Linked DNA regions of Homo sapiens: region 2 is linked to region 1. A link is a loop called in an ENCODE intact Hi-C map of the cell type or tissue named here. Cell type or tissue: K562. All regions are shown on one strand. Each heading gives the region's core, and the rest is flanking DNA. Links, peaks and the distances in the headings are about the cores only.

Evidence for each region. Hi-C counts contacts between places; a loop is a spot of excess contacts. Peaks named below come from ENCODE experiments on the same cell type or tissue, not always from the same donor. Only the 100,000 strongest peaks of a DNase experiment are listed, where the experiment ranks them.
Region 2: it touches region 1 in a loop (4-fold over the local background); 27 of 110 quality-filtered maps call a loop at or near these places.

Annotation. Positions count from the first base shown.
Region 1 is chr6:39,976,483-39,984,577 of GRCh38, forward strand. LOC102723789 (a long non-coding RNA gene) reads left to right here. Exons shown (of 6, transcript XR_001744112.1): 6 at 3,610-3,859. Among named protein-coding and RNA genes, the nearest start is that of MOCS1, 46 kb to the left of the region's middle. In K562, for the core only: a CTCF peak has its summit at 4,780 (motif pointing right); a DNase peak (open chromatin) is centred at 4,819.
Region 2 is chr6:40,841,330-40,849,424 of GRCh38, forward strand. No RefSeq gene overlaps it. Among named protein-coding and RNA genes, the nearest start is that of UNC5CL, 190 kb to the right of the region's middle. In K562, for the core only: a CTCF peak has its summit at 4,474 (motif pointing left); a DNase peak (open chromatin) is centred at 4,462.

The DNA of each region.
Region 1 (8,095 bases), core at 1,781-6,780:
AAGGAAAAGCTGTTTGTAGGATGTGAAGGGGTCAGGAATGGGGAAAGCAAAAGAAATACTGTGGGACCTGGTCAAGGAAACTACCCCGTAAAGGCTGAGTGGAGGACCCAGCAGCCCCAAGACCCTCTTGGGATGGAAAGTATGGATATGCAGGGTAAGCACGCTCCCCGGCTCCCTGGGCCATCTTAGTGACAGCCAGGCACATGGAGACAGTCAAAGGGCTCCTTCTGACATGCTTCCTTCACCTCCAGGACGTTGGTTCATCGAGGTTTCCTTCTATTCTTTTGGTGACTTTGTCAACATCCTTGCTGGTTTTCCTACCCCTCTGGACTCTAAACATCAAGATGTCCCCAGGGCTCCATTCTTATACCTCTTATTTATGCCCACTCCTTAGAAAATCTCATGTGGCACTGTGGCTTCAGACATTATTGGTAATCTGATGACGCCATTTTTTTTTTCTTTTTGTTGAGATGGAGCTTCGCTTTTGTTGCCCAGGCTGGAGTGTAGCTGGAGTTGCTCACTGCAACCTCTGCCTCCTGGGTTGAAGCGATTCTCCTGCCTCAGCCTCCTGAGTAGCTGGGATTATAGGCGCCCGCCATCATGCCCAGCTAATTTTTTGTATTTTTAGTAGAGACGGGGTTTCACCATGTTGGCCAGGCTGGCCTTGAACTCCTGACCTCAGGTGATCCACCCGTGTTAGCCTCTCAAACTGCTGGGATTACAGGCGTGAGCCACTGCACCTGGCCACCCCATGTTTATATTGTATGTTAAACTGCCTACTTAATAGCTTACTTGACTGTCTAAGAGACATCTCAAATGTGTCTAGGAAACAACTTCTAATTTCCTTGTCACTCTGCCAACCTACTCCTTTAATCCCCCATCTCTTAAGATGGCAACACTCTTCACTTTGGAGTCACTCTGGATTTGTCTCATGATTCCCTGTAACTCATGCCCGGTTCTTTCACAGATTCTGTGGGTTCTACCTACAGTCCGTGTCCTGCACCTGAGCCCTTCTCATCACTGCCACCCTCCTCGCATGAACCCCCACTTCTCCCCAGGATTTCTGCAACAGCACCTGCATTGGAGGCTCTTTTCTCTAGTGATCACATCACTCCTGCTGAAATATTCCCTCTCCAATGGCTTCCCATTACACTTAGAATTCAAATACAGCTCATGAGGCCCTATGTGCACCCATTCCCAGCTTTCCACTTCCTACCACTCCTCCTCTCGGTTAGTTCACACAGCCACACTGTCTTCCTACCTCAGGGCTTCTCCTCCTGGAGTTGTTTTGAGATGGAGTCTCTCTCTGTCACCCAGGCTGGAGTGCAGTGGCGTGAGCTCAGCTCACTGCAAGCTCCGCCTCCTGGGTTCATGCCATTCTCCTGCCTCAGCCTCCCGAGTAGCTGGGACTACAGGCACCCACCACCACGCCCGGCTATTTTTTTGTATTTTTAGTAGGGATGGGGTTTCCCTGTGTTAGCCAGGATGGTCTCGATCTCCTGACCTCGTGATCTGCCCGACTCGGCTTCCCAGAGTGCTGGGATTACAGGCCGCCTGGCCCTTGGAGTTTTCTTATTCAAGATATTCTCCTGGCTCACTCTTTTACTTCATTCAGGTCAAAGAGTTCTTCCCTGACCCCTCTTATTACTCTGCTTTGTTTTCATAGCTTTTATGACATTTTATTGCATTTTTTTACTATATATTTATTGTTTATATGAAAATTTTCTACACAGGCCCCAGAAGGAATTTTATTCCTCACTAATGTATCCTTAGCATCTAGAAGAGTGGCTGGGGCCCATGGCAGGTATTTAAAGAATATTTAAGGAATGGATGAAAAGCATGGGTTGCATTTAAACTGGGACTTGACAAGGTGGAAAGATCAAGGGCATCGGGGATATGAGGAAGTTGTTAAGAATATAGCTGGCCATGGATTCATAGGAAAATATGAAGGTAGGGAGGTAAGGAGGCTGAGTAAGCTGGGAGCTGGGAGATGGGTGGTGGTAGGGGTGGGTCAAGGAATCAATGAGTGGGTGTAGCAGAAGGAATGGGAGACAGGAACTTGTAGTAAAAGGGAGGCTGGAGTTGGATATTCTAGAGAAAAGAAGTATGAGTCAATTGAGTGATTATGAATTTTCTCAGAATGGTGACTACATTTTCCTCATCTATCTATCTTCTGTGGTCAGTATTGAGTTTGGCACATACCACTCAATAATTCATTGGTAAGCTGGGTGCTGTGGCTCATGCTCATAATCCCAGTACTTTGGGAGGCTGAGGCAGGTAGATTGCTTGAGCCCAGGAATTTGAGAGCTGCCTGGGCAACATTGCAAGACCCCGTCTCTGCAAACGAAAAAATTAGGCATGGTGGTGCATGCCTATGGTCCCAGCTACTAGGGAAGCTGAGGTGGAGGATCACTTAAGCCATGGAGGTCAGGCTTCAGTGAGCTGCAATCATGCCATTGCACTCCAGCCTGGGCAACAGAGTAAGACCTTGTCTCAAAAAAGTATTAGTCCATTGGTAAATGAAGAAACCCTATTTCCACCAGACTCTGGGGACACAGTTTTATTCTGGTTCCTTGTATTTCCCAAATGCTGCAATGAGAACATGTTATTCTTATGCCCTGTTCCTGTCACAGTCAATGCTTCCCCTCCATTCATTGCCACAGGGGACACCTCCCTTCCTCTTACAGGATCCTGGGCAATGCAAATCAGGCCACCTGAGGGAGATAGAAAACCTTGCCTGATGTTGCCCAAAAACTGGTGGCAGGATCAAGATGCGGCCACTTTATTGGTTATAATAGCAGGTTCAACTAGATTTCCTCAAATTCTCAATTTCTGATACTAAGATTTTAGACTTATTCTAAATGTCTCTGCAGGACTTATTTTTGAATTTGCACTTTCCAGTTTCTGCTATTTCTTTTCAACTACTAAATAGCTTCCTCCTTCATTGTTCCTAGAGTTTTGCATAGAAGATCCAGATTAACCCTCTAGGTATCTCCCCATAACCTTGACATTCTCTGTTCAGTTCTACTCAGCAAGCTCTTATTGCATGCCTACTCTGTGCTAGGGCCTGTGCTGGGTGCATGAAGTCTGCAACTTAGCAATGTTTAACACAGGCACCATGATGCAAGTAGAGAACTGAAATCCAGGCCTTCTTCTCTGTGGACCCGAGCCATTGCCTCCTCTCAGGCCAGCTCAAGTCTTGCCTCTGCAGAAGCCATTCAACTCCCTCTTTTTTTACGTTCTTTCCCAGGAGATGGGTGGAAAAGACAAGCCCAGCCTCTCAGAAAAACAGGGTGAAATCTTCAGCCAACAAGAGAATAAACATAATCTTTGGCAATCTTGCAAAATTCATGACCAAAAATAGACCCAAAGCAAAACAAACACATCCCTTTACTCTTTCACTCCTGACAATTAAAAGGAGACCAAATCAGTCTATTTCAATAATTTTGATTCCATATTACACGAAAGACAGGAAGTCATGTCCACCAAGTGACCTGAAAAATATGGACACTTTCTACTTTTTCATGGAGTTTTCACTGTATTCTTTTTGTTTCTATCTCTTTCTCCCTTCTGCCCACTCTTCCTTCCCCTCCCATCCTCCTCCCTCAGTTCTGTTCCAGGCTGAACATAGCATACAGCAAGTGGATGATGTCCAAGGCAATTCCTGGGTCTAGAAATCCATCAAGAATGATGCCTGGAGTCCAGATCAGAGGATCCTGAATCATCTGCCCTTTTCTCAAAGTGAGGAACAAAGCAGTGAGACTTGGCTCTCTAGTTGTTTTTCTCCTACCCAGCCTCAAACCTGGCCATGTCTCAGAATTAAGCACTGGAAAAGAGAAGAAGCACAACTCACTTTGGTGGAACTTCATCCAAAGTTGCAATAGAAATATTGTTCTTCTGACCCTAGGTTTGAAAAAAGTGGATAGAAGTTGGGGTATAGAAATAAGTAGAATTAGAAGTAGGGATGATTTTCTCCAATAGAAATATTTCATCAGCCTTTGGACTGTAGAGCAGAAAACTTTTGTCTTCATAGAACATTGAATATGTAAGAGAGCCAGTTGATGACAACTGCTGATAGTGAGGGGAGACGGTAGGGGCAGGGGGTGGGGATGATGTCCTGGTAATGGTAATAGCCAATACCCTTGACAATGACACTAGTAGCTCAGACACTAGAGGACATCTGGTGATGGTGGCCTTTTCAGCATAGATAACAATGTCCCCAGTATCTTACATGGGCTTTGGTATCTCATTAAGCAAGGAGCTGTAATATTTAGAGATGAATGCCAAAAGAACACATCATTCCAGTGAGTGAACATATAGTTGATAAAAAAATAAACATGGCATACATTACAGTCACCCAGATGACTGGAGTTGTCAACTGGCACTGACAATTTCTAAAATCACTAGGGAGGAATATGAGGGGGCTGAAGGCCACTCAAAATAGACAGTGAAAGATCCAGAGGAATGCCATGTTTGGACACTATTGCCATCCTATGTTTATACCAAGATGACGAACAGAGCCAGGAAGCACGGATGTACTGTTTTAGATGAAGGCCACAGAGGCTGATATGTGAGCACTGCTTGCAGGTTACAAAGCCTTATTCCCATGTAGGGAACTATGTTCATGTGCATGGCAGTGGAAGACTGGGGTCAAAGAGACAGTCACTGAGAGACCAAGCAGAGAATGGGACATTTCTGTCTTTTATAGAAGCTGTGCAGTGGGTGGCGGGGAAGAGGGGTGTTGATCCTGTGAGATGATTTCCAAAGGTTCCCACTAGGTGGAAGTGTTGGTTAGTACATGAGTCAGCAAAGGTTTCTCAATGAACCAATTTTTTTTTTTTTTTTTTTTTTTTTTTAAGGGCTGAATGGGAAATGCCACTGTCACAGATAAGAAGATGGGGGTGGGGAGTAAGGGGTAGGGTTGGTGGTCAGGGAGGCAGTAACTTGGTTCAAGATCACCAAGGAATAGCACTGTCCCATCCTCCCTTGCCTCAGACTTCTAAGGACAAGGCAATGAGCTCAGATTCTGCTTCCAGTTATTTTTAACTTCTAATCTCTACTTCTACCACTGAAAACAAGAAGTGCCAGTCTAAGACCTATTAGTTGTTTTGATGGAATAGAGAGGTTAAGGGTCTTAGACGGTAAACCCTGTGGCTCCCCATCGCCTGTGAGATAAAGTTGAAATGCCGTAACATGGCTTGTGAGACATTTTCCTGCTGCAGAATTTCCTTACTTTTACTAGTCTGTTACTTGAAGCTCCTTAAATTCTCCCATGATGCTTTTTGGGTTCTGAAAACCTATGCCTTTAATAGGTATTGCTTCTTTGGGAAGCATCACCTGACCTATTTATGGAGATTTGATCACCGTTGACTTTGTGGCATTCCTTTACCTAATCTGTACTGTGAAGGATTTAGGTCAGAGGTTGTATGATGGCCAGGGACCCAGAACCACCACACATCTTCTCTACTAAATCAGTCAGGACTCTGTTGCTTGTGACAGAAATCCAATTAAGTCTACCCTAGACAAAAAGGAAATGTTTTTGGCCTCAGGGAGGGCATGGGTACAGCTGGGAAAGACTGGATGAGTGACAGTTATATTTTCTGGAACATTCTCACCGATTTTTCTATTGCTTTGAATGTCAAATTCTTTCTTTCTTGTGAAAGACTGACTCTCTCTGGTGGGAGATGGGGTCCTGGCTGCTTTATGCTCATCTCTTACCAACTTCACTACAGGAAAGGTAAAGGCTCTTTACAACCAGAATTCAGTTTAACAAGGACTGACACTGGCAAAAGATGAGCATATGCTCAAAGCAGGGCCAATCATTACTGTTGCTCTGATTGGCTTATCTTGGGCCACTTGCCCACCCTATAGAGTGTGATTGACAATCTCACTCAAACTGCATGATTAAAGTCAGAATAGAGTTTTTCAAAAGGAAAGTGCTCTTACCAAAAGAAAAAGTTTTTCTTTTCACTGGGTAAAGAATAGTGGATGTCTAGTCTTCTGCTCCCCAAAGAGACATTTATAAAAAATGAAGTCAGAACTCAAAGTGTCTCTTTATTACTTGACAGATCAGTGTCTTAGTCCATTTTGTATTGCCATAAAAGAATACTATGGATTAGGTAACTAGGAAAAGAAACTCATTTCTTATAGTTCTAGAGGCTGGGAAGTCCAAGATTGAGGGTTTGCATTTGATGAGGGTCTCCTTGTTACATACCATGCCAGAAGGCATCACATGGAAAGAGAGGAAGAGAAGAGGGCAGAACTCATCATTTTATCAGAAACTCACTCTGATAATGGAATTAGTTTATTCATGAGGGAAAAGCCCTGAGGACCTAGTCACCTCTGTTTATACCCCACCTCCCAACACTGTTGCATTGGTGATTAAGTTTCCAACACATGAACTTTGAGGGATATATTCAAACCACAGCAGTCAGTGACATGTAACCTTCAATACAGAGCTCTGAATTAAACACAAGGCTGGGGTTTGAGGTTTTGGCACAGATTGCTACCTACCCTCCACACTCAAAGGCCATGGATTAGAAACCAAGATACTTAGCTAAAGAGAGCTGAGCTTCAAACTGCAAGCAGGAAGGAATTTGATGAAGACACTCAAATAATAAAGATCATGAAAAACTTCCTAGAGCTCTCATTCCAGTTGACAGAATGAGTGCGCTGAATCAGGACCCTCTTATAGGCCTAGTCCTTCATCAACTAGTAAATGAGACCCAACCAACATCTCAGCAATATCTTTAGATGCAACAGGTCTTCCTTGTGTGTTGAGTAGAAATTAAGATGGAGAGGGTTGGTTGGTGGGAGTGGTGGAAGTGTTTCCTCATCAACATTTACTTGCTTTGTGTTTTATCAGAACTGTGAGCTCAGGTTTATTGTCCTCACTCAAGGCTATAGTCAACCAGGAATGAGACCTGCTCCTTCACTTGGGCAAGTTCCTCCCTTCAAGGTAAACACTTAAGGCTGCTTCCTAGTACCACTGACTTTTATAAATTCCTGAGCCCAGAGAAATGGGCAGTTCTTCTGTTGGCTCTAGTCTAGAAGCTTCTGAAATGGATAAACCAACACATTTGGCCCAAGCTCATAGTCAGATATTGACCCCTCAATTTTATTTCTTAACTCAAATTGTTGCCTGCCATGGATAAACCTGGTTCACTAGAACAGTGGGTACCTAAAGTAGCACACATAGAATACTCAGTGTGAAAAATGTCCCAAACAAACCATATGAATCTTCTCCCTTTATTAAATTCTCTCAGATATTTAAGCTCCAGTAATGAACCCTTTATTTGTTGCCATGGAGAAAATAAAATCTCCCTTCCCTTGGGGAAATTAAAATCCTAGATAAATTAAAGGCCAAAAGTCACTGTAATTTTCTTATTTTGCTCAACCTAAGCTAGGGACAGTCTCACTGTGTTGAGTCTGCTTACTCCCCTAGCCCTAGCCCCACTCCTCATCTTTCTCAGATCATTTCCTGCACCTCTCTGCCCAGGAAGCTGGTGCCTGCGAAGTGCATCCTGGAACCCCCTTCCTAGCTGGCTTTTCTCTCAACAGGTTCAGCCAGTAAGAGACACTGATAGGAGATTGACAGGTGGGAAAAGAAGATGAACTATTTCTTCCAGCTTCCTTCCTGCTTTGGGCCACATTTCTGGCAGTGGCTCTGAACTTGAATAAGCATAGATCTGTTCAGCAGCCCCTATTCCTCAGTTCTAGCTCTGATGAGCTAAGATAACCCTATTTCCTCTTATGATTCAAGGGATTACCAGGTTCCTACAGATGCTAGCCTTGGGTGCCTCAACAACCTGGTTGATTCTCTTAATCCTGCCCACACCTCTGAAAATCCTTCCATTAAGTCCTCTTCCTTTGAACCATATGAGTTGCATTCTCTTTCCTGCCATGAGCTTGACTTAATACTCCCTATGTACCTGGCACCAGGAAGCCTTGGAAGAGGGGGCCCTTCTCCAATGGCAGCATCCTGGGATGTCTTCCACTGGAGGGGATGGAATTATTTTAGCACTTTCACTGTTAAATTCCAACCTTGAGTCTCATCTGTTCCACTTTTCCTAAGGGTAGTCTTCCAAATAAATGG
Region 2 (8,095 bases), core at 1,573-6,572, 860 kb after region 1:
TGTGGTTGAGTTCTTCTATATCTTGCTGATACTGTTTATACAGGTTTCTCTCTGGTTGCTGTATCAATTCTTGAGAGATAGGGGATTCAAATATCCAACTATGATTGTGAATTTGTGATTTCTTCCTTCACTTCCATCGGTTTTTGCTTCACGTATTTTTCAGCCCTGTTTTTGTGGTCCACGCACATGTAGGACTGCATATCTTAGTGGATCGGCCATTTTGTTATCATGTAATGTTCTTCCCTGTTCCTGGTACTTTTCTTTGGTCTGAAGTCAACTTTTTCTGAAAGCTCCTCTTGCTTTCATTTGATTAACCTTTGCGTAGTATACTTTCTTAAACCCCTTTACTTTCAACCTACCTAAATTATTATATATGAAGTTTCTTATAGACAGCTTATAGTTGAGGCATGTATTTTTATCCACTTGACCAATTACTCTTTTAATTTATATATTTAGATCATTTATATTTAATGCAATTATTAATAATCTTAGGACTTAAATCTGCCATTTTAGTTTTTCTTTTCTGTTGTTCTCTGTTTTTAATTTCTCTGTTTTCCTTTTTCTGCCTTCCTGTGAGTGAAAGTAACATTTTTAGGATTCCATTATCATCTGTCTAGAGCATGTCTGAATGTATCTTCTAGAAATTTTTTTAGTGGTTGTTCTAGGTATTACATAATATAACGTAAGTTATCACAGTCTACCGGTATCATCATTTTACCAGTTTGAGTGAAGTATAGAAAACTTACTATCCCTTATGTTCCTTTACCCTCTCCTGTATATAATTATTAATTATGTTTTAATTATTTCCTGTACATTCACTGAGAGCCACATCAAACAGGGTTATATTTTTGCTTCGACCATCAAACATAATATAGAAAAGCCAAAAGGAAAAGAAAAGTGTATTACATTTACCATATTTTGTGCCCATTGACATTTCCAGGTTACCTGCTTGTCCTGATCCAAGTCTGGGATACATGAGGCAAAAAGAAAACCCAGGGAACTTACTACATATTGTTCCTCACCTCCTGAGTTTCCTAGCTGTCCTACCTTCTTTTCTCCTCATTTCAGAAACTTCTTGTGTCTGTTTTATATGTAATGTCCAGCGTATTTAGTTGTACTTATTGGGAGGAATAGGGAAAAGTGTGTTTTCTTGTCTTGTCTAGAAGTGATGTGACTAAGTGGATTTTAACTGCTCCTGCAATTACAGTTCGTGGCTTGAAATCTCCTTGCTCTTTCTTCTATTCTGTTGCTTATTCTGTTTCTTGGAATAAAAGTTAAATGTATCTTTAAATAATCTTGACCTCTTAGATTAATAGTTGATTTAACCTTTGATGGGTCGGACGGGGGCGGAATGGAGATGGAGCTACTAGAAAGCTATCAGTTAGAACAGCAAAAGACAGCAGGTAGACCAAATAGATATGCTAAATAGACACAGTGCTGGCTCCTGAGAGTTGCTTCCCCAGTGAGCTAAGTCAGTCTTTTTGCTCATTGCCTTATCATTCTTACATAACCTACACTACACTGCCTTATGAAATAAGAAAGGTTGCTAGACTGGAGTCAGGAGACCTAAGTTACAGATGACACTGTGACCTTGAGCAAGTGACTTGACCTTCCTCAGCTCTGTTTTATTCATCCTTAAAATGTGCTTGTTGGTGGATTAGTTCCTAAAGTTTCTTCCAGCTCTTATGGTTTGTAATTACTCTTCACAGACAGCTTCCCCACCACTACTACACACGCACATGCAAGCACCTGCAGGCAACTGCTCACCGACTACTTTGTCCTACAGAATTCTTTAAAGAGGATTTGGCAACATGCTTCTACAAGACATTTAAAACCTCACTCATCAGTTTTTGAAAATCTTGCTCATTTAAATTGTCACAGCTCAAGAGCCCTGGGATTTAAACCTTGGAAAGGGTAAGGCTTGTCAGCAGAATTTCTGTGTTAATTTGTAAAAAGCTAAGAGATATTAAAACTTTCCACTCTGCAGAAGGCAGTAGAGAGACTGCAGACAAGGAAACCCAGAGGGGTAGTAGAGGGAAAGTCACTGACAAATGCCTGCACTCTCAGACCCCGGTTTTTCCCCTGTCCTGCCAGTATCTCCAGCCCTACTGGAATAAAAGGGACATGAACTCGAGGGAGAGGAAAAATTGTAGCCAGTAGAGACAAGCTTAGAAGGAACAGGAACGAGAACAGGATCTGAACATAAACAGGCTTGAGATAGTCATGATTTATGAAAGATCAAATAGATATCTGCCCTCAAAGTACAAATACATTACAGAAAAGCTTATCCCATATATTTCCTCTTTGTCCTTTATCACTTAAGCTACAGAGATGATACCATTGGTTGAAATATTTCCAGGAAATGCTTGTTCACACATTAAATTCCTTAATACACAGTGATTGGACAAATTGCTCAAATCTACTAGAAGAAGGAAACTTTTTGAAATTACTAACACTTCCCATCCACTAATTTCTTTTTTAAAAAAATTACACCAAATGGGAGTGTTCTTTCCCAGGCAGTCACTAAAAATCATTGTCAGTGGTGAGAGTTGTTTCTGATAGACTTTTTGTGTATGGAAACTCAAAGGAGGCAGAAGAGACAGAGGCATTATGAGATGGGCCATGTGAAATACAAGATCATGTGAAATGATTGGGGAATCCAGAGAATGGAACCTTGGCTCAGGAGATCCTCTGGCTGGAAAAGGAGGACTGGAAGGGGGTCATGGAGCAGGCTTGGGGAAAAACGGGCTGGCCTCAGATCTTCTGTTACCACTACCCCTTCTCAAAATTATTTTCAGGGAATATTTTCATGCTGTCCTAAGTCATTTGGTAGACTTTGTTACTCAAAGGTTCATAGCATCTGAAGAACTGACAATATTTTGAGTATTTTACCAACGTATATATTTCTCCCCACCTTGAGAGACAATTGAAGGCTGACAAAAAGAGTTATTTACATCTATCTCTCTCTTGTCCTTTCTCATCTCCCTTTAACTTTCCTTCATTTCACAAGTGAAGGCCCATACTACCAGGCTGGTAGGGAAGACAGGAAAAGAGTATGCCTACAAGCCTCACAGGAAATGGAGAACAGCAGGAGGAGCTAGCACCAGCACCGTTTATGACTGCACAATGCACTGCTACATAACAGATGTTTAAAAATTCCTTGAGTCCCTAAGGCCTAAGATCATAAAAGAAGAGATCACAGAGAAATAACAAAGTATATAATACCATGATTATATGGTGCCAACAAAGCCAGAGTTTGCAAAAAAGAAGAGTGGCCAATAGATAAAATAAAGCAGAGTGAGCACTGGGGACTATGAGAATTGATTGGATTTTACCATTAGGATATTATTGATGACCGTAGCAAGGATGGTTTTATGGAGTTATTAGGGACTGAAAGCTAGATTGTACTGAGATACAGTAGAATAAAGACAAGTGGAAGCTAAGCAGCGAGCACCAAGTTTGAGAATAAAAATGTTGGTAACTTCAAGAGGAGGCTCAAAGGTGGTTTTTGAGAAAAATGAGCAATGTCTGTAGGCTGAGGGTGGGAATATGGAAAGGGGATGTTAAAGCTATCAAGGAAGCTGGGTTAATGGAGCAAGATTGCAGAGGAAGAAGTGAGGAAGGGTACAGTGGAAGGATTGGCCTAGGGTACTGAAGGAAGGAGGATGAGAGTCTGTGGGAATCCCAGTGGAGTTTGGATGAGTAATTGCTGCAGTTCTCTCAGCATCTCTGGGAGAGCACAGCCCAGCCTGGGCTTGGAGGGCTGTGGTATATCAGGGGCAAAGTTTCCATGAAAGCTTAAAAAGTAGGAGATTTTGACAACGGAGGGAGGATTTGGGAAAGCAGGTGGGGGAAGGAAGGGTTCATTATAACAGAAGCCAAGGCAATAAGCACCTGAGAGAAAAAAGCAGATAATGAAAGGAAAAAGAAAACTGCTACATTTTTTCATGTGGAAATTGATGGTTATAAAAATAAAATCAGAAATCACTGACCTACAAAATTCAACTTCAGTGTGAGTCCCTGTGGTGGCAGAACTTTCAAGGTGGTAACTGTGGTGGATTTATGGAGGAGTTGGTGTGGGCCTTTGTCTTGCTGAGTTAAAGGCAGATATCTTGGGTGTGCACAGCAACAGAGAGGGCTCTGATCTTTCTCCATGGAGAGACGTCTTAATGTATAGGGAGTAGGGAGGGCCCTGGTCTGGTCCCAGCAGGGACTGTCTTGCAGTGAACAGACACACTAGGTATTAAGTAGATCAAAGAAAGATGATGTGAAAGTCTAGGAAGTTTTTAGGGGAAAGAGTCAAGCTTAGACTGCATATTAAGAAGATAAGGTAGTTTCTGGCAGGAGGCTTTGGACATGGATGTGGTGGGAGAGGAGGGAGAGAGGAGACCGTCCTACTAGAGGGTGCCTGTGGGAGAAGGGAGGCTGAGGTCCAGGAGACCTGTAAGTTACAAATTTTGTGTCTTCTGCGCCTCCTTGTGGTCAGCCATTTCCACTCCCAGCTCAGCTCTCAACTTTTCTCCTCACTGGTTTCTGTCTAAATGCCTCAGCATGGTCTCTGAGGTCTCTTGAATAGTCAGCTTCCAAATGGCTCTGCCTTCCCAACAGCCTCCTTCCTGTAGTAAGCATGCCAGTATCGCCCAGTGAGTAGATAACTTTCTCATCGCCTCACCTGGTTCATATATTTGGGTGTTATGGCCACTTGGTGCACCTCCTCTTTCTCTCTCCAGCCTTCCCAGATGAGCACCTCTCTGTTCTCACTGAGTCCTGGGGAAACTGGTCAACAGCTTGATCTTGGGTATCTATAAGACATCATTGCTGGGTTGGATTTGGCTAATTAGTGGCTGCGTGGTCTAGGTAAGTTAATTAACTCACTCATCTTGGGTTAAGGATGTAGTCACATAACATACAGATATGTCTGACACTCATAGTAAGTGCCTAGTCAGTGTTAGCTACTCTTACTACTAATGCATCCTTTGTCAGAATCCAACTCCAGGCAGACTTAGGAAAGCCTGCAAGTTAACCAGGGTCCTAACTATCATACCAAGATGCCATGCTAGCCGCCTACATGCCTAACAGATGCATCCCTTTTTCAGTATCCATTGCTTGCACTTCAGACCTTTGCCAGAGCCCTCCAACTCCAAATGTTCTCTCCAGAGTTCCGCAAAATTCAGTGGACATAATTGGGGAGGCAGAGGAGAGGCATTCTAGGCAGTACTTACACCGATTGCATGTACCTTGGAGGATGAAAATGACATCTAAATATTCATTCTTCCAAAAGCTACATTCTAGAATTGCAATATTTTAGCTTCAGGTGAAGGTGCTTTCTCAGAACTAGTTTGTTATTATGTCCTAATCCCATTAAAATTGAGATTAGGCCAAAAAAAACATTTTTGTAAATGCCTTGACATCATTTTTGTACCATCTAAAGAGAGCCAAAAGTGGCTTTTAGAGTTATTGCTACCTCTCTCAATTCATTGGTAGGCTTCTAGCTATTACATAATAAGAGAAAATGGAAGAAATGGAAGAAAATACCATTCATTAAGCCACTGAATAAAGTCACCTCTGAAAGTTGCCCTCCAGTGCTTGGCATCACAGAGGCTCCACTTATATAATAACTTCCTTTGGGTATATACCCAGTTATAGGATTGCTGGGTCAAATGGTATTTAAATGGTATATAATGGTATTATAAATCATTCTACTATAAAGACACATGTGCATGTATGTTTATTGCAGCACTATTTACAATAGCAAAGACTTGGAACCTACCAAGATGCCCATCAGTGATAGACTGGATAAAGAAAATGTGGCACATATATGCCATGGAATACTATGCAGCCATAAAAAATGATGAGTTCATGTCCTTTGCAGGGACATAGATGAAGCTGGAAATCATTATTCTCAGCAAACTATCACGAGGACAGAAAACCAAACCCCGCATATTCTCACTCATAGGTGGGAATTGAACAATGAGATCACTTGGACACAGGGAAGGGAACATCACACACTGGGGCCTGTCGGGGGGTGGAGGGCTAGGGGAGGGAGAGCGTTAGGAGAAATACCTAATGTAGATGATGAGTTTATGGGTGCAGCAAAACACCACGGCAAGTGTATACCTATGTAACAAACCTGCACATTCTGCACATGTACCCCAGGACTTAAAGTATAATAAAAAAGAAAACTTTCTTACTCTCCTCCTTCTCTTATCATCCTCCATCCTTCCCACTCGTACTCCCTCCCAGTGTGCAAATCTTAAAGAGACCAGCACCATTATTTATGACCATATTTTTAGTGGGTGAAGATTTGATCAGAAAAGGGATTGATAAGGAAAAGAATTCCAGAAATTTGGAATGAGCCAAGTGCTAAGATCCTGTGGTTACCCAGCTCTCTTACTTCTGATTGAGACAGGGGGAATTTGAGCTATGGGATTAAAATTGTCTCTCTACCACTTAATATTTCTCCTTTCCAACTGCATGTCACAAGGGCTGCTTCCGAAAGCTTTGCGCAAAATTCCGACGGCAACAAATTTCCCTGACTCTCTACTCTGTGTAATGCAACCACACAAACTCTTGTGCTTAATCTCTCTCTCACACACACACACACGTAAATCAGTGGTTCTCAAACTTGAGTGTATATCAGAATCACCCAGAGGTCTTAATAAACCACAGCTAGGTTGGGGTAGGACCTAGTAATATTTCCTACAGGTTACCAGGTGATGCTGATGCTGCTGGCCTGGAAACCATACTGAGAACCGTCGAAGTAAAAGTCTTCTCCTTTTCTAGCCTCAACAACTATGCCTGTAGCTGAAGACTACACAGTTACTCATCACATCTAAGCTCATAACACTGATTCATCTTCACTCCTAAGCCTGGAGCCGAGCTGCTCCCTGCACACTGGCTCTCGACTCCCTGGGTGTGCCTCTGTCTTAGTTTATAGCAGGCCATAATCCATCTTGTGGCACTCACCCTATCTTGACTGCAGAACTTGCCATCTCTATTAGTCAGCTCAGGCTGCTATAACAAAGTATCACAGGCTGAGTGGATTGAGCAACATAAATCTATTTTCTCACAGTTCTGGAAGCTAGACGTCCAAGATCAAGGTGCTGGAAGGGTTGGTTTCTTCTGAGTTCTCTCTCCTTGGCTTGTAGGTAGCCATCTTCTCCTCCCTGTGTCCTCACCTGGTCATCTCTGAGTGTGTTTCTGTGTCCTTATTTCCTCTTCTTAGACGGACAGCAGGCATATTGTATTAGGGTGCTTGTTAGTGACCCCATTGTAATGTAACCACCTCTTTAAAGGTGCTATCTCCTAATACAGTCACATTCTGAGGTCCTGGGAGTTAGGACTTTAACATATGAATTTCGGGGAGGGACACAATTTAGCCCCTAAGCGAGATGCGCCATTTTTCACACCTCTCACCCTCCACCTCTTCACATTCTTCTTGCTGTTTTATTCTCTCTTCTGCCAGCTTCCTGAGGGGGCCCAGAGCCTCACAGGCCTGAGGCTAATTGTGGTGCAGGGGCTCACGAGGGGTGGGTTTTGGTGATCTGCACACCGACACCTACCTCTGTGAGGACTCTGTAGTCAACACCCTAGATAAGCAGGGCCCAGTCACAGGGAAAAGGGTAACAAATTGCTTGCAGAGGGACAACTGGCTTAGAGCTGGGTTATTATTCTTGTAATCTCCAGATCACAAGCAGCAGGCTGCACTGGGCTCTGTTGGCACGTACCTCTTCGCTCCACTTGGGAATGGTACTGGACAAAACTAGAGGAGAAAGAGGCTGAAGGGCCTGTTTGCCTGGAACCCATACTCTTTTTCAAGTTAATGCAAACAGCTCCAAAAACCCACTAGAAATCTCTGGTCTATGGAGGAGAAAATGACCTCCCCCCATGGCTAGCAATAATTCCTGATGCTTTTTATGCTTTACATGGCTTTCTTCCACATGATGACGTTTGATCATGATGCCAGCCCCATGGGGTCAGCCAGACTGCTATAATTATACCCCATATTAGAGATTAAGAAACAAGTCTAAGTAAACAAAACAAAGACTTAGGTTATGATCCACCCCCAATCAGAGGTCTGCCCTCTCAATTATAC